Regions from separate parts of the Homo sapiens genome. Here regions 1, 2, 3 and 5 are each linked to region 4. A link is a contact called in ENCODE Hi-C or POLR2A ChIA-PET data. All regions are on one chromosome and are shown on one strand. The core of a region is the stretch at or near the end of the contact, and the rest is flanking DNA. Distances in the headings are between cores, read along the strand shown.

Region 1 (4,744 bases), core at 1,664-4,163, 88 kb before region 4:
TTGGTGCGTGTAACTCATCTGGCCACAAAGCATGTTCCTCCGTAAAGGACTGTTTATAGATCATTTATTTTTAACATGAATAGACAACATTTCTTATACAAACATTTTTTTGTTCTGGCCCTTTGTGAACTCTGGAGATGATGGAAATATGTAATTAACTCATGTGTATCAGTCTTCTGAACGTGGCGTTATAAGAACCGGTAGAAAGAGTTGCACGACTTTCTGCCAATATTGAGAGAAGGCAGGATTTTCTTTTTCTAGCTCTGTGGCATTGAGGTATTTGGTTGTGGATATTGGATGTTGACCCCTGCCCGGGCCTTAGTGCCCAGGTTCCGTTTTTGTTCCAGAGTGGGATGGGCCACTGGTGGGAAGAGCTGGACCCAGGGCTTGGCTGCGGCCAGGAGCCAGCAGATGAGAAAGTACAGGGGAATGTCCTAGCCCTGAACTTGGGGGAATAGCAGGCCCTGACTGAGTAATTATTTTGATAATCTTTCCATTTGGTATTTTAGATTCTGATAAATCCACCAGAGAATTAAAGAATTTTCTCTTCCTGTCCTGTGACTCCCTGCAGTGGAGTCAGTGGTTCTTTTGGGAATGAGGAGGTCAGTCTGACTTACCCTCAGCTCCTGGTAGCTTTGCTTTTTGGCCAAACACTGGCCACCTACGGAACCCCCTTGTGCCTGCCCTGTGGTCCAGCCCACTGTGCCCCTGGCCTCCCCTCTCCTCCTCCTGGCCAGTACACACCTGGCACCTGGCCTGGTAATTATCCCACACGTGTCTGCTTGGCCCTCTGCCCCCGGGAGGGGAGCGGGGAGGGGTCTGACCTCTCATTCTACATCAGCTTCTGTAGAGGAATCTGTGGCAGAAACTAGATCTCTCTCTGTGCCATGGTAGCTGTGAAAAGCACCCCTCTTAATACTGTATGATTATGATTTATGTCAGGAAACCACAGTTTGGTTTATTCCTGAGGTTATTATCTTTCTCTGTCTGACAGTTTCTTCAACGAGCTCATTTTATAATTCTGGTTTTGGTACGGCTGCATAATTTTATAATTGTTTGATACTTTGTATGTTTTTCCAATTACTCCCACCTTTTTGAAAACCATGATCGCCTCGAAATTATTTAGGTGGAAGCAACCCATTGTGTTCTGGGTAATTTAAGAAAACTTTTTTTACTTCTAACATCTATAACTTACTTTCTCTTTAAGACTCATTTTTAGCAAAAGAACTTGGCTAATGGCTTTGACTGTGTATGAATGTGGAAACATTTGGGGAATTAAAAATCAGCTATTGTGGAGAAATAGAACAAGATGATATTTAAAGAAAAAGACTTTGTTGGCCGGGCACGGTGGCTCATGCCTGTAATCCTAGCACTTTGGAAGGCCGAGGTGGGCGGATCACGAGGTGAGGAGATCGAGACCCTCCTGGCTAATGGTGAAACCCCGTCTCTACTAAAAACACAAAAAATTAGCCGGGAGTAGTAGCACACGCCTGTAAACCCAGCCACTCGGGAGTTTGAGGCAGGAGAATCGTGTGAACCCGGGAGGCGGAGGTTGCAGTGAGCTAAGATTGTGCCACTGCACTCCAACCTGGGCGACAGAGTGAAACTCCATCTCCAAAAAAAAAAAAAGGAAAAAGACTGTATTACATGTGGAAAGCGCATGATAACTAGATTTGGTCAAGACTTTAGCTGCTAAGAAAGTCATCAGGAAGCAAAGATTTGAAACATTGTTTCTGGTTTTCAAACTATATTATAGAAAAGGTTTTAATCTGAATATTTATCCAACTTTGAAACTCTAAATTTGTATCCTTGCTAACATATAAAGTCCAGATTATTTTGATATAAAGATGCCTAGGCCAGGCGTGGTGGCTCACACCTGTAATCCCAGCACTTTGGGAGGCTGAGGTGGGTAGATCAGCTGAGGCCAGGAGTTCGAGACTGGCCTGGCCAACATGGTGAAACTTTGTCTCTACTAAAAATACAAAAATTTGCTGGCCATGGTGGCACACACCTGTAATCCCAGCTACTTGGGAGGCTGAGGTGGGAGAATCACTTGAACCAGGGAGGCGGAGGTTGCAGTGAGCCGAGATTGCTCCACTGCACTTCAGCCTGGGTGACAGAGTGAGACTCCGTCTCAAAAAAAAAAAAAAAAGATGCCTATGGCAGCTGAGCACAGTGGCTCATGCCTGCAATCCCAGCACTTTGGGAGGCCAAGGTGGGAAGATTGTTTGAGCTCAGGAGTTCAAAACCAGCCTCAGTAATACAGGTAGAGCCCATCTTTACAAAAAAGACAAAAACAAAAATTAGGTGGGTGTGGGGGCACACCCCTGTAGTTTCATGTACTCAGGAGGCTGAGGTGGGAAGATCGCCTGAGCTGGGGAGGTGGAGGTTGCAGTGAGCTGAGATCGCGCCACTGCACTCCAGCCTGGGCGACAGAGTGAGACCTTGTCTCAAAAAAAAAAAAAGAAGAAGAAGAAGATGCGTATGCACGCGCTGTCCTTTGTTTTGGATACAGTTTTCTCCCTTACCTGTGCCTCCTCCAGGTGGTGGTCTGTCACGTGGTGGGCCAGGCTATTCAGTTCTTGGTCAGCGAGACGCCTGCCTTGGGTGCTGGATGCCGGCTGTACGACATGCGGCTCTCCCCTTTCCATTTACAGGTAAAGATGTGTAGACTTTGCAAGTTATGAGACCCGTCACAGTTCTCAGAAATGTGAAGAGTGAGCATGGTGTGAGTCAGAGGGCTGTAACGTTCATGTTTTTATTAATTATCATTCATGTCATAATTTTCAAACTGTAACCTTTCATATAGGATTTTCTATGTAGGAAATGATCACACACACTACACATTACACACACACACTACACACACACACATACATTTATAATAAACTCAGGGGTTGCCTCTTTCGGGCATTTGAATGAGGCAGGGTGTTGTTGACGGATATGATAAGGCAGGTGGCATCTGAGAGGAGAAAAGTAGTTCTGGTTCCGAATCCAGCGCTGGTTGCAGCTTGGAAACACAGCTGAGTGGCTGCCGTGGGGCATTCCTCTTTTCAGTTTTTGACAAAGTTGATTTAAAAAGAACCCCCTTATTATTTTTATAAGTTAAAAAATTAGTATTACCATTATTCCATGTTTTCATAATAGACATAAGAATAAAGACATATATATAATTTTACACATCTCTATAATTTTATAGAGAGAGACTTACGGATCTCTAATAATTACAATAAGCCCAGTGAGACTTTGGTTGCCCAAATCATCAGAGAGCTGTGCGTCTCTCACATCCGGCCAGATATTCACTGGAGTTCCTCTTTAGCTGGTATTTAAAAATTGCAGATGTCTGGGCTTGTTTCGAGGGTCACTGCCAGTTCAATGCCCTGTTTCATCTCCCGTGTCCCGTGTCCTTGGACTTGACTCCTAATTTGGGGGATGAGCTCAAGTCATGCAGAATTCCCAATCACAAGGGAAGGTGACATCCTGTATGCTTTTCCTACAAAGGCATGGTTTTAAATAGCCAGCACTAACAAGATTTCCTGGCTACCTAAGTGGCTTTTTTCTGAAATCCACCCCGCTAGTTCCTCAGCCCCACTCCAGCAGCACCCCCTTTGAGGGAATTGAAGAGGTGAAGAGTTGGCATCGTGGATTTGTGAGGCGTTCATGCTCTCCTACATCCCCCAGATGTTTTGGACAATGTGATGAGAAAATAACCTGCAAAGTCTGGGTCATATTTACCCAACATTTGATGCATGTTTTGGAACTGAATGAGACCAGAGAGGATCACAAACACAAATGAAGAAATGTCATTTCTGACATTGTGTTTATTATATCAAAGCATTCATGCCATTTTAAGCAGCTCACACAGAAGGAACACAATTGTATCTTTGATCTGTTAACACAGTTAGGAACCAATATGTGGATTACCTCTCAGCGCAGAGGCAGCTGCTAGAGATGGGTAAATAATTGATGCTAGCGGCAGGAGGCGTTCCCGCTTCTCTGATGTTCCTCCAACCAGAGATGCAAGAGTGGTCTCCATCGACTGAGCTGTCTGTGTCAAAACAATTAAAGTGCACTTTTCCACTAGAATTACCTAATTTTTTTCCTAGAATTACCAGACAAGGAAGGCAGGTTGGAGACAGTTATGAAGTAGAAGTCATCGTTTTTCTCTTACCCTGCTTCTAGCATGAGGTGAGAGTCCACTTACTCAGATAGTCTGAAGTCGTTCTTCCCTTTTGTTTAGGAGTGGGGAAGGAATGGAGATCTGCAAAGTTAAGATTTTTGCTTTGGACGGAGCATCTAGCTGAAGAATAAAGGATGCAATATTAGCTTTCTATGGCTGTGGAAACAAATGACCCTGAACAGTTTAAAACAGCACAGATTGGTGATGCCATCGTGAAGGAGGCCAGGTGTCCGGCCAGGCCCAAATCCAGGAGCTGTCAGGGCTGCCTGCCTTAGCGGCAGTCACAGGGGAGTCTGTTCGTTGCTTTTGGGGTTGTTGGTAGAATTTCATTCCATGGGATTACGGGACTGAGTTCCATTTTCTTGTGGCTGTCAGTGGAGGGCCATTTCCGGCTCCTTGAGGCACCCCATTTTTTGGCTCAGGGTGCCTTCCTCCACGTCCACACCCGCAGGGATGCCTGCAGTCCTCACGTCACATGCCCTGGCCCCTCTTCTCCCGTGCTCCCCCACTCTTCAGGACTCAGGTGTTTCCACTGGGCTCTTCGGAAGGACCCAGGGTCATCTC
Region 2 (4,928 bases), core at 1,578-4,077, 67 kb after region 4:
GTGGATCCCCACCGACATCTCGAAGCAGGTCCCTCTATCCCACATGTCAGGGACAGGCAAATGCACCATGGTCACAGCCTGGGACCCCATCTGAGGCAGGCTGGCTGCAAACCCAGAGACGTCTCTATCCTGTCTTCTCCCTGGCCGGCAACCTTCATTGTTCCCTGCGGTAGGATGTTAAAGGCAGCTTCCTGGCACTTCCAGACCAGGGACCTTGGGCTGCCTGCTGGGTGGGTCAGTGCTAAATGGCCCCCTATGAAGAAGGGCACAGCTTGGGGACCTGGAGCTCAAGGGATCACCTATTTAGATTCGCTGTCAGGACATCCAGTATAGGAGGAAACTGGCTTGGAATTCTTCTGGGGAAGGGGCCAGGAGGAACACAGGGTAGTGGGGGAGTGGGGGCTTGCAAATGTCAGCAGACAGCCCCCTTCCCCAACTCCTCCTTCCCACCTCCCACCCCCCATTGTCTCCCCTCGTCGTCCCTCCCCTCCTCACCTGCACTGCACTCCCAGGCGGGTCAACAGTCTCTCCGTGGAGCTTCGTGCCCTCGGGGCTTACCTCCTAAAAACCTTCAAGTCTGCACCCCTACTGTGCCTCCGTGGCTGCGCCCTGCTTTCCACCCAGGATCTGTGCTGATTGGTTTGTTTGTAACCACACCGGGCACGTTGTCCATGCAGGCACTTCATGAGGTTAATTAATGTTGTCCCATGAAACCTCAGGACAGCCACCTCCCAACTTGCCCTATTATTCATTTCATCTTTTTCTTTAAATCGTTCCACTTTTCTTTGGCCCTAAAATGTATTTAAAACGAAACTAAATTACTTTTATACTTGGAAATTCTAACCTCACCAGCCTGGGACCAATGACTGTTAACATAAATAGCAGCTGCGCTCCCGGAATCCCAGAGGGTCTGGAACTCGAATTCACAATTCCTGGAAAGGTGTTTGTTTTCGTTTTACCAGTTGTCATGTGAATCGGTAAAGCACTTCAAAGTCCGCAGAGGAGCCGGATACCAAACCAGGTTCCTGCCGCCGAGCCCGTGATCTTTGGACCCGATCTGCTCACAGCTGGGAGCTGGCTCTTTTGGTCTCCAGGGGGCTCTGGTCTTCAGTCCCAGGCACCAGGCACTGAGCTAGCAGCAGACACTCCATAAATATTTGTCAAATGAAGCACACAGATGATTAAATAAATGAAATTGGAGCGTTTTATTACTTGCGTGGTGTGGGCTCTTAGTCACCCCCAGCTGCGGAGCTGTGTGCCGGAGACTGTAGATGGAGAAAGGTACTTTGCTAGAGCTGAGCCCCGGGAACAGGACAGGTGACTCACTTTCAAGTCCATTCATTTTTTTCCCACCAAAATAATAACTATGTTTACTTCCAAGGTATCTTCGTAGATTCAAAACTCCAATTATTTTTTAAAACATTAGTCCAAATGTAAGTTACATTTGTGACAAGCTTAAAACAACTATTTGCCACTCCAGCCTTAAGGAGACCAACTTTAATTTCCGGAGTATGTGGGAAAGGAAGTGGCTCCCTGGTCCCCCCAGGAGGCCCCCCGAGCAAGCATCGTCATGTTGGGATGTGTGAGTTCCCTCCAAAGAGCGGCCGGATGGGAGTGGGGAGGCAGTGGGGAGACGCGGCTCCCCGCTACAGGCTATGAAAGAAGGTCCGCGCCCGTTTGGAAGGGGGAGCCTGGAGACACTAGGTCTGCGGCTTTCAATGCGCTGACTTGGGGCAGCCTCTCTCTTTCCGAGTTACTAACACAAAAACACAGTTAATGTCGTTAAAATACCCTCTCCTTTAGCTCCGCCCTCCTGTCTTCATTATTAATCTCCTGTGGCCAAAAATAAGCCTTCACTCACCGTTGCGTCTCAGGAATGAGTGAGTGTTTTCTGAGGTGTGGACGCGTGCGTGATCTGTGATGCACTTCGGCCTCTAACCCAAATATCCTTCCAAGGCTGGGAATTTTTTTTCCCCATATGTGAAAAAAAAATCTTTCCTTTTCAAACCATCTGTTCTACCTGTAAAAAGAGGCTGTTATTTAGGAAAGGATGAGGGAACTCTTGCATTTGAAATGGACTTTAGATTTGCTGTTGGGTAATTTTTTAAAAAAAGTTACTTTCTGAGAGGAAACTCGTGTAAAAAAGCAAGACGTGAACCTGCAGGGAATTAGACTAACGAGTGAAGAAAGCCAATTTCAAAAAATTAGGCGCTGTATGATTCCTGTATCTAAACATAACATTTCTGAAATAAAACAATTTTAGAAATAGAGGAAAGATTAGTGATGCCAGGGCTCCGGGGTGCGGCTGTAAAATCGCCACAGGAGTGGCCAGGTGGGGGTGGATACGGGAAGGTACACAGATGATTACATTGTGTAAAACTAATACATGCAAAGGAAGACGAGTAAAACGGCAAAACTGAATAAGATCGGTGACTGTATCAAAGTCAATATCCTGGTTGTGAGATTGGACTTTTTTTTTTGGCAAAGTTTTGCAAAGTGGTAACACTGGGGGAAACTAGGCAAAGTGAATGATTTCTTACAACTGCATGTGACTCCGCAATTAAGGAAAAAAAAAAAGCAAAGAAAAGCAGGGCAGCTGATGCGCACGTCGAGACCCGTGAGAAGCGTGAGAAGCTCTGCTCACCCAGGGGAGAGCGCAGTGACCCGCAGCGTCTATTCATCCGTCCGCAGTCACCGGGCGCTGGCAGAGAGGGCGCCCGGGGGGCGGGTAAGTGGGCGGGGCCTGGGGGCGGGACGACCTACGGAAGTGACGTAACAGGGCGGAGCGCGCACCTGGGCACCTGGGCAGCCGCCGCGGCGCTGGCTAGACGTGCGCGATGGAGGGCGACGGCGGGACCCCATGGGCCCTGGCGCTGCTGCGCACCTTCGACGCGGGCGAGTTCACGGGCTGGGAGAAGGTGGGCTCGGGCGGCTTCGGGCAGGTGTACAAGGTGCGCCATGTCCACTGGAAGACCTGGCTGGCCATCAAGTGCTCGCCCAGCCTGCACGTCGACGACAGGTGAGCGGCCCGGGCGGGGCGCTGGGGCGGCTGGGGCCCGGGCTGGGGTCGGGGTCGGGGTGCTCTGGTCCCGGGGTCCTGCCTCTCTCTCCCGAACTCACCCCCGGAGCAGCTTCGGGGGGGAAACCAATTGCCGGCGAGGCCGCGGGGCTCCGACAATGTCCACTCGGCCTGTCCGGGCCGGAGGGGCGCGGGGGCTTTGGCGAGCCCGGGCTCGATCGCGCACGTCGGGGCCGGGTCAGGCGGCTCCTCTGGGGCTCCTCTGGGGCTCCTCGGGGGCCGCGTCTGCCCGGACGTCCTAAGGCGCCCAGTCGTGCTTCCTGACACTCCCCGAGTGGCCCTGGTTTTCGGGGTCTCCAGCTCGCCTTGCGCCTCGGACCCGCGCCCTTGGGAGGCGCGTCCGGCCCGCCCGGGACCCACCGGGGCGCTGCGGTCTGCGCAGGGCTTAGAAAAATTGCCATGTGGGCCTCTGGGCTTTGTGAGTGGAGTTAGCCTCCGTTCGACTTACTTAGTAATTTACGTTGGAACACAAATTGGTGTAAGACTGTAATTATTTCGGTCGGAAGCTTCGGCTTGGCTCGGGCGAGGCTTCCCGGGCGCCCGGCGCTTGCGCGGTGGAGCTCCGGGGCTCGGGCCTGGCAGTGGGGTCCGGCACGGGGCCCGGGGTGTTGATCCGTCCGCCCAGCGCTTCCTCGCCGCACACTCTCGTTTTAGCTGACTTAATTTCGAGACCGACCCGCTAGGGAAGGGCCTTGCATTCAAGTTCTGTGGCCGTGCCATGGGGCCCTCCTGCACCCCAGTTTCCCAGTCCAAAAGTCAGAATGGAACCTGCCTGTACCTACCTAGCAGGAGTGTTCAAGGTAACAAAGACGAATGGGAAGGACGCAGAGCCGCCCGTGTTAAATTCGGTGGGTCGGTTGTCGTCTGTGCATAATTTGAGAGGTAGGGAGAATGTTCTTGAACAGTACCTCTTTGTTGTTGTAGATTTCACTGTTTACAGTTGATTTTGATGGTTCATATGTAAGGCTCAATTTAGCACGTTTTAATTATTTATCCTTTAATGAAGCTTACCTTCTACATGGAAGCTATGCTTGTATTTTACCTAGAGATTCCTTGAACACATACACTCAGAAGCGACACCTTTTTAAAATACCATTTAGCCTTTGCTGCCTGGCAGACCTGGTTTCGAATGCTCGGCTGATTGAGTGATGGGGCCGCTAAGCCCCAGCTTTTCTGCAGAATCGTTGTGATGCCTGTGTCTGGGGTGGCAGTGCGTGCTGCAGCCCCATACCGTGACTGTGACGCCTCTGTGGATGAGAGGCCTGTCCTCTCCCTTTGCATTTTCGTCCTTGGCTAGGAGACTACACAGCAGAGATAGTGGTGGCTTTTTGCCGTAACCCTCAAATCCAGTGTTTCTTGGAAACACCAGTAGAGTGGTGACGAGTGTCATCAAATCACCACTAGTTCAAAGGTGAGATGCTGGCCCAGGCTGTGCACTTTTTCTCCCCTGCCTCAGATTCTGGGAACTTCTCAGGCCAGGAGGGGTGCTGTGGTTATTTTGATGAAATCCAAACCACTTTGAATACCAGCCAGTGGTTAGGTTCTGAAAGGGAACCCTCTCCATAGGGGCATTCGTTTTATCTCTTGGGGATGTGTGTGAGCTTTAATCATCAGTGAAAATTTTCACACCACTTTCTTATATTGGAAGAGCAAAGTAAACAAGCACCTACCTGGACTGACTCACCAGCTCACATCCTTAGGATCTTCTGTTATTTCTAGCGACCAGTCCCTTATTTCTTGGGTGGCCTGGTTGGAGGGAGGCTTTCTCCACTTAAGGTGGATCACTTAGGATATTGCATAGCTTGGTTGAAAAGTGTTTTGTACTTTAACTGGAAGCCTTTCCTACCCT
Region 3 (4,682 bases), core at 2,183-4,682, 67 kb before region 4:
CCTCCTGGGAGTGCAGCCCAGGGGATCCCAGCCTCATTTTGCCCAGCCCTTATTTGAGCTGGAGCCGCTCTGGTACTAATGCCGCTGATGCTTTTGCCGCTGCCCCTGATGCCCCTTCCTCAGTTTCTTCCCCTGGCAGTGCCCCCACTGCCCATGCTGCGGGGTCCTGTCACGTGGGCAGGATCCCTCTTAAAAGACCTAGGCTGATGTTCCCACTGTGGGTTCTGATGCATGGTCCATGGAGCCGGCCCCCAGGCTCACCTGCCACGGTGCAGGCTGCACCTGGCACCTGGACCGGGCTCTCGGGGGACTGAACAGAAGCACTGGGCCTGGCGTGAGGAGGACGTGCTCCCGACACGTCTCCCTTGGTGGCTTTGGGAATTACAGCACAGCTTTCTCCTAAGGAGTCCTCCCCAACTCCTTTCTCCAGCACTTCTCTCTTCTCAGTGTGGGTCAGTGGCTAAACAAAAATCTGTTCCTCTACTCACAACACTCCTGACGCCAAATGTGTAGATTTTCTATGGCAAGCAATTTTCTGTTTCTCTGCAGACACCAACTGGGTGTCCTACAATTTAATTCAATTCTGGCATTACCTGGAGTTAGCTCAGATCCCACAGGTGAAAGGCTCAGCCCCACAAAACCACCCTTCCACTTTAGATGTCAGGTGCAAATAGTGGGTCCCCAGGTTACCACACTTTTGTCCCACTTGGCTACAAATTGGGGTTTCCATGACACACTCCTCGGGTTCCGTAATTTGCTATAATGGCTCACAGAACTCAGAGAAACACTTTACTTGGGTTTACCAGTTTATTATCACACAAATGCACAGCCAGATGAAGGGGCTCAGGGCACAGTCTGGGAGGGTCCTGAGTGTGGGAGCTTTGATCTCCGTGGAGTCGCCCCTTTCCCAGTACGTGCATGCGTTGGTTCACAACCTGGACGCTCCCTGAGCCCTGTCATTTAGGGGGTTTATGGTGCTTCTATAAGTAGGTATGTAGGCATGATTGATTCACTTATTGGCCTTTGGTGATTTGAGCTCAATCTCTAGCCCCTTTCCCTTCCCCACAGGCGAGAGGAGGGCAGAAAGTTCCAGCCTTCTAACCACAGGGTTGGTGCCTCTGACATCCAGTGCCCGTCCTCATTAGCATTCACTCGGATGGGGTGCAGGGGCTTATTAGGAATGAGAAGGATGCCCCAGCTCCGTGGCTCTGGAATTCAAAGGATTTTTTTTTTTGTTCTCTGTGCCAGGAACCAGGGAGGAAGACCAAGTATCTATTTATTATTCCCCAGTGTCACTGTTGTCACCGGTTCTTGGCCTCTGTGGTCTTATCTTGACTCCCTTTGGAAATGCAGCATCTGTAAGCCTCAGGCCATGGCCAAAACCGAGACAGAAGTTCCTTTTACCATCCTGCTACTTTAATAGCTTTGCCATTTTGACTTTACCTGAGCAGGAAAGTGTAAGTTACAAGCATCAGCTCTGAGTCAGAGAGACCTGCTGGTCATCTCAGCTCTGGGGCCTCCTGGCTGCTGGACATACTCCTCAATGGTCAAATGGGATAAAAGGAAGGACCTGCTCATGGGGTGTGGAATAGGAGTAAATGAGAGAATGTGCACAGAGCTCTGTCTCTGAACAGCACCTGGTTTGCCGTAAGCATTCTATTGATGTTGGCTGGTGTGTGTTGTTATTAACCTGGGGAAGGAGGTGCTTTTATTAACTGGCCCTTCATAGCTCTAGTTACTATTCTATGTATTTAGGCACTCTTGGGAGGGAAAAGGAGTCACTACCTTGCCTTTCAAAGTTCAAAATCTTCCAAAGGGTTAGATATTTTTTTTTTGTTGTTTGCTTGCTTTTGCCATTTTCCATCAACTCTATTCAGGTATAACTTAAATAAATAAAATCGGTGAATCTTAAGCAGACACTTCAGTGAGTATCTTGTAACCACCCAGGGAATCAAGCTGTAGACCAGGGGTCAGCAAACAGCAAACTATGGCCCATAGGAAAAATCTGGCCCGTCACTTGTTTTTGTAAATAAAGTTTTACTGAAACCCAGCCATGCTCATTTATTTACCTGTGGTCTCTAGCTGGTTTCACTCTATAAAAGCTGCATTGAGAAGTTGTTGCAGAGACCACCAACAAAGCCTAAACAATTGACCCTTTGGCCCCTTTTAGAAAATATCTGCTAACCATTGCTTATCGACCATTTCCATTATCCCTGGAAGTTCCCATGGAAGTCTTTAATTTTTGCTGATGAACTTAACACTGCCTTCCTTCTGGTAGAATTGTTGGTGTTGAATGGTTCGGATCCAGTGGCTGAAGTGGCCATTCGACAGCTCAGTGAATCTTCAAAGCTGAAACTCAAGTCGCCACGGAAGAAAAGCACTATTATCATATCAGGGATCTCCAAGGTACCATCGTGGTGGCTGGGGAGGTGTTCATCTGGTCATCTGTCAGTGACCTGCTGCTCCTCTGCCCTTTGAAGAAGTTAGCCCAAGCACTTGGTTAACGTCCAGAGAGTTCCATTTACAAATGTCAAATTATGTTCCTCACCCCACAAAGGAGTCATGTGTGGTGTTGTGTTTACACAGTTTATCCTATTCACCAAGGACATGGGAGACTTTCTAATCAGGGACGCTTTACACGTTGAGAGGTTGGCAAATCATTTCAAGAAAAATTATCGAAAGAGAGGAACATGATGTAAGACTCCCCTTTGGTACAGAACCTCTGCTCTCGTCACCACCCAGTCACGGGGAACTTTCACTTTCCACGTGACACGTTTCCAAAGCCTTTTACTTTTTTGCAGTGAATGTTTATTCCTTTTGTAATCAGAGAGAAATGAACATTGTAGTGTCCCCCGTGGACACCGCACTCCCTTTCTCCCCCTTCTCCCGCTCTGGGACGTCCGCTCAGAGCAGGTGGTGGCAAGTGTGTGGTTTCAGCTGTGGAGAGGCCAGCCCCTCAGGTGAAGGGCCATGTTACAGATCCTTACTCTTTTTATTACATTTTTTAAAATTGATTTTAAAATTTTTATCTATCTATTTATTTATTTTGAGACCAGCTAATTTGTTATGAGACTGGCTAATTTTTGTATTTTTGGTAGAGATGGGGTTTCACCACATTGCTCAGGCTGGTCTTGAACTCCTGGGCTCAAGCGATCCATCCACCTTGGCCTTCCAAAATGTTGGGATTACGGGCGTCAGCCACTGCTCCCGGCCCTTACTTTTTTTTGACATTTCCAAATGAACAGGTGGAGGGAGAGTTGGGAAGATTTTGATTTGGAGTAGGAGGGGGATGAGGAAGAATTCTGGACAAAAGAGTGGGTGGGTGGGCAGAGGGCACGCAGAAGATGGATTCCTCAGTGGCTGGGAGACAGGCCAGAACAGGACCTTGGAGGTGCCAGAGATGAGTCATCAACCTTGCCATTGTACCCAGAGGGTGGCCTTGCCCCACGTCCCAGAGGCAGGCGGGTGGTGTTTTGGGGGCTTCCTGAGCCCCTCCAGGGGCCCTCAGCAGGGATCCATGACCTCTCTGGAAGTCCGGGGCCCAGTAGTTGGGTTTTCTTCGCTCTTGGGTGAATGAATGAGCAAAATAAGGACAAGACTCGTGGTCATCTCCCCTATACTTTCTCTAAGATCATATTTAAAAATCACAAAGAACTCCTGGATCTTAGTATTTAATGTTCTGAATTCACCGCAGTGATTATTTTTATTGGTGCTCAGATTATCTAATCTTTATTTTATTTTATTTTATTTTTTTGAGACGGAGTCTCGCTCTGTCACCCAGGCTGGAGTGCAGTGGCGTAATCTCGGCTCACTGCAAGCTCCGCCTCCCAGGTTCACGCCATTCTCCTGCCTCGGCCTCCTGAGTAGCTGGGAGTACAGGCGCCCGCCACTACGACCAGCTAATTTTTTGTACTTTTTTAAGTAGAGACGGGGAGATTATCTAATCTTGAGTCAGTGGGCGCTTCCACAGGCTGGCACTTAAGTCAGAACAGCACAGTTGTCCCTAAGCAAACGCCTGTGTCACTGCCACCCACACCAAGAACAGCATGACTGGCCCTCAGGGAGCCCCCATGCCCTCCTCCCCAAACTTTCTCCCCTCCAAGGAAGGGAGCCCCCGTGCCCTCCTCCCCAAACTTTCCCCCCTCCAAGGAAGCGCTATCCCGACTCTCAGAGGTTCATTTAGTGCTTAAATATTTTTACACAAAATATAATTTTTGAGAGGATGTGCCGGTGAATTTCCACTTGCAGGTAACATAAACGTGTAGGAACAAAGACAGCTAAACCCGAAACACCCACGGCCATTTCCTTTGTGCTGTCGTGGACTCTGAAGGACGGGCTCTCTCTCTCGCATCTCATTTCTGCAGCTTGCCACAAACGCTCCCACCGCTAGGCCCATCTGTGAGAGGAAGAGGGTTAACCTCTGAGCCCCGGGGGCCAACCCCCAGCTGCCTAGGGATCCTGAGCCCTGGCTGTAAGGGAGACCTTTTTTAACCCAAGCATGAGCAACGGCCGTGATGTATAAGCGCCTTCTATGAGGCCCACGGCTGCATCTTCTGAGACTTTGAAATCAGCTGTCAGAATGTTTTGGAGAGTGCTTTTCAGTTCTTTTCAAACCCTCCCTTCCTTTCATGTATCCCTTGTCATCTTCCCCACTGCCCCTGACAGACCTCACTATCTCAGGA
Region 4 (5,206 bases), core at 2,321-4,820:
CACTTCTTTTTGGCCCTTTTCGGATCACCTCTTATAGTTGGCAAAAGTAATATCAGAAATGATGTTACCTGTTTATTTATTTATACTTTATCTTATTGCCCAGAAGAGTTCAGGTGGCTTACCATCAAAAATACATTTAACAGGGAAAAGAAGTTTTGAAAATCAGGTTCAGATAATATGTAAAACAGAGAAGAGTTAAGACAGAGTGACAGGAGCAGAAAACAGGTGTGGTTATTCTAATTGAGGCACAAATTGACCTCCAGGCTTTCTGGTGGCCAGAGTTAGAACAGAGTCAGGTGTGTGGCTGTTGCAGCTAAAGCTGCCTAATGTCATTATATATTCAAGGTGTCCCTTTCAGATGCCCTGGAAGCTGGGAGTGACGCCCGGGCGCATTCCCTCCTTTCTCGCATACAGGCTCGGGATTAGCTGGGAAGTTTTGGAAGGAGGCCGTTTTCATGCTGCTTGTAACCTGGAACTTTTTTCCCACCTGTCTTTTCCCAACTTATTGACGTCCCTGGGCAGGTTCACCCATCATCAGAATAACACCATCACGCTCAAGAGGAGCTTAATTCTCTCAAGCAGACACGGCATCCGGCGCAAGCTCATCAAACAGCTCGGGGAGCACAAGCGGGTTTACCAGTGCAATATCTGCAGCAAGATCTTCCAGAACAGCAGCAACCTGAGCAGGCACGTGCGCTCGCATGGTGAGTCCGCGAGGCCCGGCTGGCGCCCGGGGCCAGGGCCAGGACTGGGGCTGGGGGTGGGAGGACAGCACGGAGTCTCCCCTCCTTGGGTCGTCTCCCACGAGCTGCGCCAGTGAGAGGCTGCATTTGTGGGCGATCATCTCTGCAGCTCCTTCGCATGGTGGGAGCGAGGCGGCTTGTGGGGCATTTCCCCGGTGGGCATGCTTCTCTCGGTAAATGCTCTAAGTAGTGAATGAGCTCTCTGTTGGTTGGTTCCTCAGGTGACAAGCTGTTTAAGTGCGAAGAGTGTGCAAAATTGTTCAGCCGCAAAGAGAGCCTAAAGCAGCACGTTTCCTACAAGCACAGCAGGAACGAGGTGGGTGGAAACAAGCCCAGGGTTCTCTTCCCAGTTGTGTGGACAACACAGACAACTGACCAAATCACCATGTTGTAATGAGAAGAAAGAATCCCAGGAGGGAGGAGAGTGGGCGGGGGCTGTGGGGGAGGGAGGAGAGTGGGCGGGGGCTGTGGGGGAGGGAGGAGAGCGGCCAAACCCTGTGGGGGAGGGAGGAGAGTGGGCGAGGGCTGTGGGTGCCCAGGTGTCCCTGAGAAGGGAGAGTCCCAGGAGGGATGAGAGCGGGTGAAGGCTGTGGGTGTCCTGGCGTCCCTGGGCCACCTGTCAGCCCCTCGTCCTGGTCAGATGCCCACAAGCGCAGCAGGAAGAGTCAGGAGAATGGGGGTGTTTGGTGCTTGGAGTGGGGCTCCCTGAGTGTGGAGTTCCCTTTCTAGGGCAGGTGAACAGCAAGAGCAAACATCCTTTGTGTTCCTAAATAGAGCGGGAGGGTGGTGGAGGTCAGAGTCATAACAGACACAGGCGTGGAGTCGCCCGGGCAGCACGTCGGGGGCTCGGCATCTGTGGACTCTGCGCTGGGCCATCTCACTCACGGCGTGTCCCTCTGACCAGGTGGACGGCGAGTACAGGTACCGCTGCGGCACTTGTGAGAAGACCTTCCGCATCGAGAGCGCGCTGGAGTTCCACAACTGCAGGACAGGTGAGGGCGCCGGTCACGTCTCCCCTCGGCCGCTGTGCGGTACGGATTCTAGATACGCCGCGGAGACCGTGGAACTTTAGGCCAAAGTAAAGATTGTTTTCATGAATAGACAGCCTCACTTTTAACATTTCCCTCTGTCCATTTTGCTTCAAAGCAGTTGTTACCCTAAAGATACACAGATGGAAACTTTCCAGTAAAAAGGGATTGATTTTCTTCCTGCATTTGTCAGCCGAGCTGCGTATGGCCCCACACTGAGAGCATTGTAAAGCCGGGGTCCGTTCTGGCTAAAAACAGGGAGCAGCAGTGTCCAATGTTTTCTAGGGCCGTCTGAGGAAGAAAGGAAAAGATCAGGATAATGGCTGGAGGAGTGTGAGCGCTCCTCGCTTGCTTGCAAAGGTTGTTCCTAACCGCGAGCCCTCCTCCATCCACATCTCCTGCGGCGTCCAGGGTGGAACGGGGTTGCCCCTGCACGCATTCTTTTTGTTCTGAGCCTGCTTGTGTGCACCAGCTTCCAAAAATAAAGCATTTTCCTTGTGTGAGGCCTGAAGCCGGGTGTGCCTGGACCAGCCTGTAGTGGAGAGGTGGCCTCTTCGGGCCTGGGGGGCGTCTGAGGCCCCTGTCTCTCTGGCCGAATTTGCTGCTGGCAAGTAAACAGACCAAAGGAAAGCCAAGGCCGTCCTGCCGGCTGCGCTTCTCCACGTGGCCCGAGGACGCCCCTGTATTCTGCAGTGATGACGTGCACCCTCTGGGATGTGGGAGTCACACCTTCCCCATTCCCAGTGGTGGGTGGCACTGGAGGCCCAAGCAGTGGGGGTCCCCAGCGGGGCACAGAGGGGTGAGTCACTGTTGCCTTTGTGTCCCCCTCTCTCTAGGACTCATAGCACACCCTGGAGAGGGGGGGCCCGGCGGCAGTCGGCTTAGAGACCTACCAGGTTAGCCTTCGACGCCCACCCCGTCCTTGTCCGCCTGCTCTGTGTCTGTCACTTGCATCTCTGTGTTGTTCTTGTTAAGGTGCCACCCGCCCCTGTGTTGAGAACAGGGCACCTGCAGCAGCGGACTCCCAGGGGCTCTGACCAGGGCTGTCGCACATGGGCCATGTGAGAGGCCCTGCTCCCTTGCCGTAGCTGCTGGGCGCGGGGGGCCCTTGGTGGGGTTGGCTAGTTCTACTCTGAGGGCTCCTATTTGAAACCAGGGTTTGGTTCTTCCTCCCTGATGCCTTCTTCCTGGGGTTGGACTGTTCTGAGGGGCAGGAATGAGTCATGTTTTGCCTAAGCTTTAGCAGCTCTGAAGGATCCATGTCTGGCATGAGGTGGCCTCCAGAAGCTTCTGGATGAATTTCCAGTGTGCCGCACCTCCTGCATTTTAAGCCCTCCTATCACAAGAATTCCCAAGAAACCTGGGGCACAGTCCCCTGAAGACTTCCACTTAACGCAGCCCCGGCCAGACAGATGAACCTTCATCTTGTTTGCGAACCTCCCCTTGGGGTCCCCGCAGTCCTGCAGGAGTGTAGCAGGCGAGGGTTTCGGGGTTCCCAAGAGTGATGCTACCAGCTAAGGCGCTCTGGTGAGGCAGACTCAAGGTTGAGGAAGAGGCATTGCCCTCTGATATTTTCAACTATTTCTCTGGACCCAAATAAAACAAAGTACTAGAAGCGGCTAAGGCAGCAGCAGCTTCCTGTCAGCCAGAGGTGCTGTTAGGCCAGGTGCTGGCCTTTGTTAGTCACCTAGAACCCGCAGAGCGCCAGGGACCTGCATCGCACCACCTCTTCCCCTGAGATGTTCTAGTTTCAAAGGTTACCCGTTTTAGACTGAACAGAAAGGATAAAAACCTTGAAATGGAGCTTGTTTGCATAATATATGATTTGCATGCTCTTATACTTATTTATAGTATTGAAGTTAAGAGAATGTGTATCTTCCTTAGACAATTAAACCAAGAATTTGTACCAAGAATTAAACCAAGAATGTGGGAGTCACGCCTTCCCCATTCCCAGTGGTGGGTGGCACTGGAGGCCCAAGCAGTGGGGGTCCCCAGCGGGGCACAGAGGGATGGGTCACTGTTGCCTTTGTGTCACCCTCTCTCGAGGACTCATAGCACACCCTGGAGAGGGGTGTGGGGGGCAGTTTTAAAATGTTACAGTCTTGTGGGTTTTTCTGAAGCTCCCTCCATGGGACCTGTTGTGGTGCCTGTCCCTTGTGGTGTGACCAGGTGCTGGTGTAACTCATCTTCGTGTTCCTTGTGCTGTGTCTGACCATAAGTACTGTGCTACGGAATAGCAAAGGCTCACGTCCAGGCCCTCAGGCAAAATGCGGCCCACCAGCCTCCCCCAATAATCCCCTCTCCATCCCCAGGTGCCCTGCACCCCTCTCCCTTCGTCAGACCCCAGTAGGCAGCTGTTCTCAGTGGCTCATTTATTCAGACATAAACCTAGATCCCCTCGGCGCAGGGTTATTGGAGGGAGAAGCATTGTTGGGACCCAGTGCCCCTGTGGGTTCCTGAACTGGCAGTGAGTGGGTGGCTGCGGGAGAAGCCACCCTCGGCTTGGCAGAGTTGTCCGGGACAGCTGGGGAGTGGCCTGAAGTAGGTTCTCTTTCCATGGTCACGAGGGGCTTGTGAGGGAGAAAGCTGAAGCTCTTGGCAGCACCATTGCCTTCCACGGGGCGGCAGGACTAGTGGAGCCACCTGCCCAGGAGGGGGTGCTCATGGGTGCTGATTTGCACCTGCCTGGGAGGGGGGCTCACTTGTATTGGTTGGTACCTGCCTGGGAAGGAGGCTCACCTGTGCTCTTTAGCACCTGCCCGGGAGGGAGGCTCACCTGTGCTCTTTAGTGCCTGGCTGGGAGGGAGGCTCACCTATGCTGTTCAGGAGGCCCAGGTTGAGGGGAGTGTGGCAATCCAATGCCACAGCACTGTAAAGGTGTGGCCTATGGTGATCCGTTGCCACAGCACTGTAAAGGTGTGGCCTGTGGTGATCTGATGCCACAGTGCTGTAAGGTGTGGCCTGTGGTGATCCGATGCCACAGCGCTGTAAGGTGTGGCCTCTGGTGATCTGATGCCACAGTGCTGTAAAGGTGTGGCCTGTGGTGATCCGATGCCACAGTGCTGTAAGGTGTGGCCTGTGGCAATCTGATGCCACAGCGCTGTAAGGTGTGGCCTTTCACAAAGCGCTTGGCTCTAGTGGTCCCATTCCTAAGAATTCATGATAAAGAGATTTGACAGAAGAAAAAAATCTGCATTACTAAAGATTCCATCACTAAATTATCTACAGTGTCAAAAATAGCAAAGTGAGTTTTGAGAAGTGAGCTGGATGGAATATCACGTAGCCATTAAAGTGATCATGAAAACGTCCAGCACTGTAAACACGCACGCCTCAGACGCAGTGTGTGAAGGACACATACCATGCGGTCGTGTGGATCCGGACAGAGCCCATCAAATCTTAAGCCAAAACGAAACTGAGGGCAGTGGCTGTATGGAT
Region 5 (4,765 bases), core at 1,844-4,343, 120 kb before region 4:
AGCCCTCCAGTGTCTTCTGCAGTGGGAGAAGGGGACTGGGAGTTGGTGGATGTGTAGGGCTGGGAGCTTGTGTAAAGGGAGCCTGCTCTTTTTCATAGATTTATAAGATGTTTCTGTTCCGATTTCGTGTTTTGGCCAACTGCATTGTCCTGCAAGCCTGCATCATTCCTTATTTTCCCTCGATTTGCTTCTACACGTAAGTAATCCAATATCTACATGTTGACATTATCTTTGAAAACACTTAACGGGGCTAGGCACAGTGGCTCACACCTGTAATCCCAGCACTTTGGGAGGCTGAGGTGGGCAGATCACCTGAGGTCAGGAGTTCAAGACCAGCCTAGCCAACATGGTGAAACCCCGTCTCCACTAAAAATACAAAAATTAGCTGGCGTGGTGGCAGGCGCCTGTAGTCCCAGTTACTCGGGAGGCTGAGGCAGGAGAATTGCTTGAACCTGGAAGGCGGAGGTTGCAGTGAGCCGAGATTGTGCCACTGCACTCCAGTCTAGGTGACAAAGTGAGACTCTGCCTCAAAATACAGAAAGAAATTAAAGAAAGAAAGAAAAGAAAATTTGTCACATGGAAGTGTGACAAATCCCAAACTAGGGGTGCTGGTTAGTTTACAGTTTGTTACAAGCCTCTAAATAAGTAAGTGGGATGGGCCAGCACACCTGAGACCTGAAGGAATGAGACGGGTTCCACCGGTCACACAGGACAGGCTCTCGTCACTGCCCACACAGCCGCAGGCGGCCTGTGTGCACACATGGCACGGGGAACACTGGGCCCTCGGATTCCTCACCCCGGTTATTCTGGCAAGGGGACCAGCAGGACTCGAATTATCTGACTGCATAGGTCTAGCTACAGGTCAGAACATAATTAGACTTTTCTGCCAAATAAGAAGGGATTTCTTTTGTTTCTGCCTAAAATAACACAGAATAGAAGAAAAGAAGAGCAGTTCCCCCCACCCTTAAGAGGCTGCGGCAGACTGGAGCGCTCGTGTGTAACACATGGGTCACTTGCAGGATGCTGATGGTCTCATTCTTAATTTTTTTTTTTTTTTTTGAGACGGAGTCTCGCTCTGTCGCCCAGGCTGGAGTGCAGTGGCGCGATCTCGGCTCACTGCAAGCTCCGCCTCCCGGGTTCACTCCATTTTCCTGCCTCAGCCTCCCGAGTAGCTGGGACTATAGGCGACCGCCATCACGCCCGGCTGAGTTTTGTGTGTGTGTGTGTTTTTAATAGAGACGGGGTTTCACCATGTTAGCCAGGATGGATAGTCTCATTCTTATTTCCACTTTCTGATAACAGACCTGGCTCGCAAGGGTCCATCCCCAGCTCACCTGGGCAATCCCCGTCTAATTTCACCTCCCTGACAGCGTCCTATCCTGTTCCCCACAAAGGCTCTCCGTCCAGCTGCTGTGCCATTCCTTCCTCTTTCCTGAAGAAAATCCGGGCCCACGGATTCAGGGCCAGAATCCCCTCTGATGGACCATCCACTGGCCCCGCAGCAGACTCCTGGCTAGGGAAGAGAAGGCCAAATGCTCAGTCTATCTAATTCCTTTCAAGGTCAAGTCCCCTTAATACAGCTGCAGAAAATAACAGGGGAATCACTTTTTTATGGTTTAGGCCTGTTTTAGGCCCCGGAGAATCTCAGGCTAGTATGTTTCTATGGCACTCCCTAAGGACCGCGTCCACTCTGCAAGAGGAGGGCACAGGGGCATGTCCCACACACCACACCACACACACACACACCATACCACATGCACCACACTGACACACCACCCACACACCACGCCACATGCACCGCACTCACACATTACACATACACACACTCCACATCCATGTACCACACATACACACACCACCGTGTTCACCACACACACAAACCACACCACATGCAACGCACTTACACAATACATATACACACAGCACCACACCACACCCATGTGCCACACACACACGCTCACATCACCCTGTGCACCACACACACACGCACCACACTGACACACCACATACATACACCACACCACATCACACATACACACCACACACACCACATGCACCACACACACACACCACATGCTGTGCACTTACACATCACACGTACACACACCCATGCACCACACCGACACCACACACGCACCACACCACATGCACCACGCTTACACATCACACACACACACCACACACACACACCACACACACTGCACTTATACATCACACATACACACCCATGCACCACCATACACACTCGCACCATCCTGTGCACCACACACCACACACATACACCACATGCTGTGCACTTACACATCACACGTACACACACCCATGCACCACACCGACACACCACACACGCACCACACCACATGCACCACGCTTACACATCACACACACCACATGCACCACACTGGCACGCAACACACATACCACACCACATGCACCACGCTTACACACACACCACACCCATGCACCACACATACACACTCACACCATCCTGTGCACCACACACCACACCCACAACACATCACACCACATGCGCCACACACATCACACCACATGCACCCCCGCCCCACCCGCACACTGAATGAATGACACAGCCACACAGAAGGCAGGGCCTGGGCCTGGTGCTGAGCCCCTCCTTGCCTCTGAGAAGCACGCCCCCTAAGGCAGGCCCAGCCCCTGGCTCCAGGGGCAGCCACGGATTTCCAGGGACTTTCCGAGGACTGAGCCTGGATCCTGTCTCGCTGGCGAGCAAATGGCAGTCCTCGAAATCACCCTGACTGCGCGCTGTGCACACGCACACTCACACATGTGCACACACACGCACTTGTGCAAGCGCGCACACGAGCCAAGCCAAGCAGCCGCACAGCAGCCGCCGGGGTTGGGCTGATGAATCCGGAGGCCCGGGTCACCTCGCGGCCCGCGGGCAGGCGCCGGAGGGGCGGGCGACGCGCGCACGTGGCGGGGCCGGGAAGGCCGGGCCTTTAGGGGGGCGGGGGCACGCCGCGTTGGGAGCAGGGGGGAGGACTGCGGCCCCCGCAGGCCCGGCCGCGCCCCCTCCCTCGGGCACCGCCCCCGCCCCGCCCCGCCCCGCGGCCAGAGCCTCCTCCGGCCACCGCTGGGCCGCGGGCGGGACGCCCGGGGCGGCGCGCGCAGGAGGAAGCGCGGCCCGCAGCGGCCCAGGAACTTCCCAGACGCCGAGTCGGGAGCGCGGGCCGCGGGGTCCGCTCGCGCCCCTGTTCCGCAGGTGTGCGGGGCTTGCGCCCAGCCCGGGCCGCGGCCGCCGCGCGTTTCCTCCCCGCTTGCCCGCCCAGAGGCCCCCGGCCACGCTCCTCGCCGGGCTCCGACCCCGCCGCGCCCCCTCCACGCCCCCAGCGCGCTGTGGCCGCAGCCAGCGCGTGTCCTGAGTCCGCCGTTCCGGCCCGGGGCTGCCGGGGAAGTTGGGGCGAGGCGGGCCGGGGATGCGCCATGGCCATGGCCCGGCTGGGCTCGTGGCTCGGGGAGGCGCAGTGGCTCGCGCTGGTGTCGCTCTTCGTCGCGGCCCTGGCCACGGTAGGCCTGTACCTGGCGCAGTGGGCGCTGGCCAGGGCGCGACCCCAGCCCCAGCGGCGGGCGGTGGAGCCTGGAGAGGGGCCGCGCCCGGGGTCCGACGCGCTGCTCTCCTGGATCCTGACGCTGGGCAGCTGGAGGAGCCAGTGGCAGGCGGCCTGGGTGACCGCCCTGAACGAGGAGGCCGAGAGGAAAGGGGTGAGTTTCCGGGACTGCGGGCCGGGGGGCGGCAGATGCCGGGGCGGGCGGTCCGGGCCGAGGTCTTTCCTGGAGGCGTCGCTGCAGCCCCTGACCCAGGCTAAGGGAGTCCTCCCCCCAGCGCAGACCATCCTCGAGAGTTAGGAGAGAGACGGGGGAGCGAGGCCCCTTGACGGAGAGACAAGACAAAGTGATTGATTTTATTCTCCAAACGGCAGGTGCTCCAGGCCCTGGGCTCCGCGAGGGACAGGCTGGCAGTTGGAGGGACCGTCAGAAGTGCTCATCCGCGCCAGCCAGTACCTGCCTTGCCTGGAGTCCCGGGGCGAATTCCCGTGCCCGATCGGACACTTACTGAGCTTGCACATGATACATGAATAGCTGTGACCCCAATGTGCTTCCGCCTCTCATAGAGCTGAATTTCACCAAGAATTTATCTCCAAAGACTTGCATTTCTTGGCATATAAAAATAGTGACCGTTTGCTGAGGGCCAGCCGCTGGGCAGACATCCTACCGAGGCTTTCGGTGCGTCTGCCATCTCTGAATCCTCACAACTCCCGGGACAGGGGTGTTATCACTGTTTTACAGATGAGGAAACCAAGGCCCGGAGAGGGCAAGCAGCCTGCCCAGTGCCACACAGCTCGTGGGCGGCAGAGCTGGCATGTGAATCCAGCTGCCCTGGCCTGCAAGCTAAGGGCCTCGTGTCTTACCTCTGCTGCCTCACAGTCCTGTGGGTGTTTCTGTAGTCGCTGATTACTCGTTGACTTATTTTTGCTTTTAAGACATCTTAGTATAACGACAAGCTCCTGGCATGTACTATTCTTAGGCATTTCACAGGAGAAGTTGGAGCCTGGGTGGGTTTGGGGAGGCACCCCTAGTCTTGGCCGCTGCTCCGCCCTTCCAGGCCACAGTTTCCTGCACATGCCTGTGCAGCTCAGTGGTCATTCGCTGTGGAAATAGCAGAATTGCTCATTTTCAATGTCCGGCCCCATCAACCTTCAAAATATTCCATGGCGGGCCCTGTGCC

The links. A loop is a pair of places that touch in the nucleus more often than their neighbours do. ChIA-PET counts read pairs that join two places held with the same protein, here RNA polymerase II (POLR2A). Pooled maps may share reads with other maps.
Region 1: a pooled map shows a loop between it and region 4 (2.6-fold over the local background). The contact joins two enhancer-like sites. A Hi-C loop is called at or near these places in 10 of 37 single-sample maps with no recorded cell type and 4 of 50 pooled maps. POLR2A ChIA-PET finds 5 or more read pairs at or near these places in 5 of 52 experiments (B cell, BJ, GM12878 and 2 more).
Region 2: a loop to region 4 is called in a pooled map, with 2.2 times the contacts of the local background. The contact joins the promoter of RIPK4 here to the enhancer-like site in region 4. A Hi-C loop is called at or near these places in 1 of 50 pooled maps. POLR2A ChIA-PET finds 5 or more read pairs at or near these places in 3 of 52 experiments (H1, HepG2 and Panc1).
Region 3: a loop to region 4 is called in a map of head of caudate nucleus, with 3 times the contacts of the local background. The contact joins two enhancer-like sites. A Hi-C loop is called at or near these places in 1 of 168 maps with a recorded cell type or tissue (head of caudate nucleus) and 2 of 50 pooled maps. POLR2A ChIA-PET finds 5 or more read pairs at or near these places in 2 of 52 experiments (activated CD4-positive, alpha-beta T cell and naive thymus-derived CD4-positive, alpha-beta T cell).
Region 5: a pooled map shows a loop between it and region 4 (2.7-fold over the local background). The contact joins the promoter of C2CD2 here to the enhancer-like site in region 4. A Hi-C loop is called at or near these places in 2 of 37 single-sample maps with no recorded cell type and 2 of 50 pooled maps. POLR2A ChIA-PET finds 5 or more read pairs at or near these places in 3 of 52 experiments (B cell, GM12878 and naive thymus-derived CD8-positive, alpha-beta T cell).

Annotation. Positions count from the first base shown.
Region 1 is chr21:41,919,885-41,924,628 of GRCh38, reverse strand. C2CD2 (C2 calcium dependent domain containing 2) reads left to right here. Exons shown (of 14, transcript NM_015500.2): 3 at 2,544-2,657. Among named protein-coding and RNA genes, the nearest start is that of SNORA91, 26 kb to the left of the region's middle. Within about 2 kb of position 2,913, at least 4 of the 41 ENCODE cell types and tissues checked have a DNase peak (open chromatin) inside an H3K27ac peak, as active enhancers do; they include B cell, where a contact is called at or near this core.
Region 2 is chr21:41,764,951-41,769,878 of GRCh38, reverse strand. RIPK4 (receptor interacting serine/threonine kinase 4) reads left to right here and starts at 2,827. Exons shown (of 8, transcript NM_020639.3): 1 at 2,827-3,019. The coding sequence starts at 2,838. LOC102724800 (a long non-coding RNA gene) reads right to left here and starts at 2,712. Exons shown (of 5, transcript XR_937745.3): 1 at 2,645-2,712; 2 at 1,862-2,020; 3 at 496-1,265. RefSeq lists an enhancer at 916-1,210.
Region 3 is chr21:41,899,346-41,904,027 of GRCh38, reverse strand. It overlaps C2CD2 (C2 calcium dependent domain containing 2), which reads left to right. Exons shown (of 14, transcript NM_015500.2): 12 at 2,279-2,406; 13 at 4,666-4,682. Among named protein-coding and RNA genes, the nearest start is that of PRDM15, 22 kb to the right of the region's middle. RefSeq lists an enhancer at 4,446-4,682. Within about 2 kb of position 3,432, at least 3 of the 41 ENCODE cell types and tissues checked have a DNase peak (open chromatin) inside an H3K27ac peak, as active enhancers do.
Region 4 is chr21:41,831,966-41,837,171 of GRCh38, reverse strand. PRDM15 (PR/SET domain 15) reads left to right here. Exons shown (of 24, transcript NM_001040424.3): 9 at 523-704; 10 at 965-1,059; 11 at 1,648-1,735. Among named protein-coding and RNA genes, the nearest start is that of PRDM15, 45 kb to the left of the region's middle. RefSeq lists enhancers at 201-908, 2,724-2,843, 3,624-3,693. Within about 2 kb of position 3,570, at least 5 of the 41 ENCODE cell types and tissues checked have a DNase peak (open chromatin) inside an H3K27ac peak, as active enhancers do; they include B cell and GM12878, where a contact is called at or near this core.
Region 5 is chr21:41,952,346-41,957,110 of GRCh38, reverse strand. C2CD2 (C2 calcium dependent domain containing 2) reads left to right here and starts at 3,093. Exons shown (of 14, transcript NM_015500.2): 1 at 3,093-3,741. The coding sequence starts at 3,463. RefSeq lists enhancers at 912-991, 3,347-4,121 and a silencer at 2,801-3,470.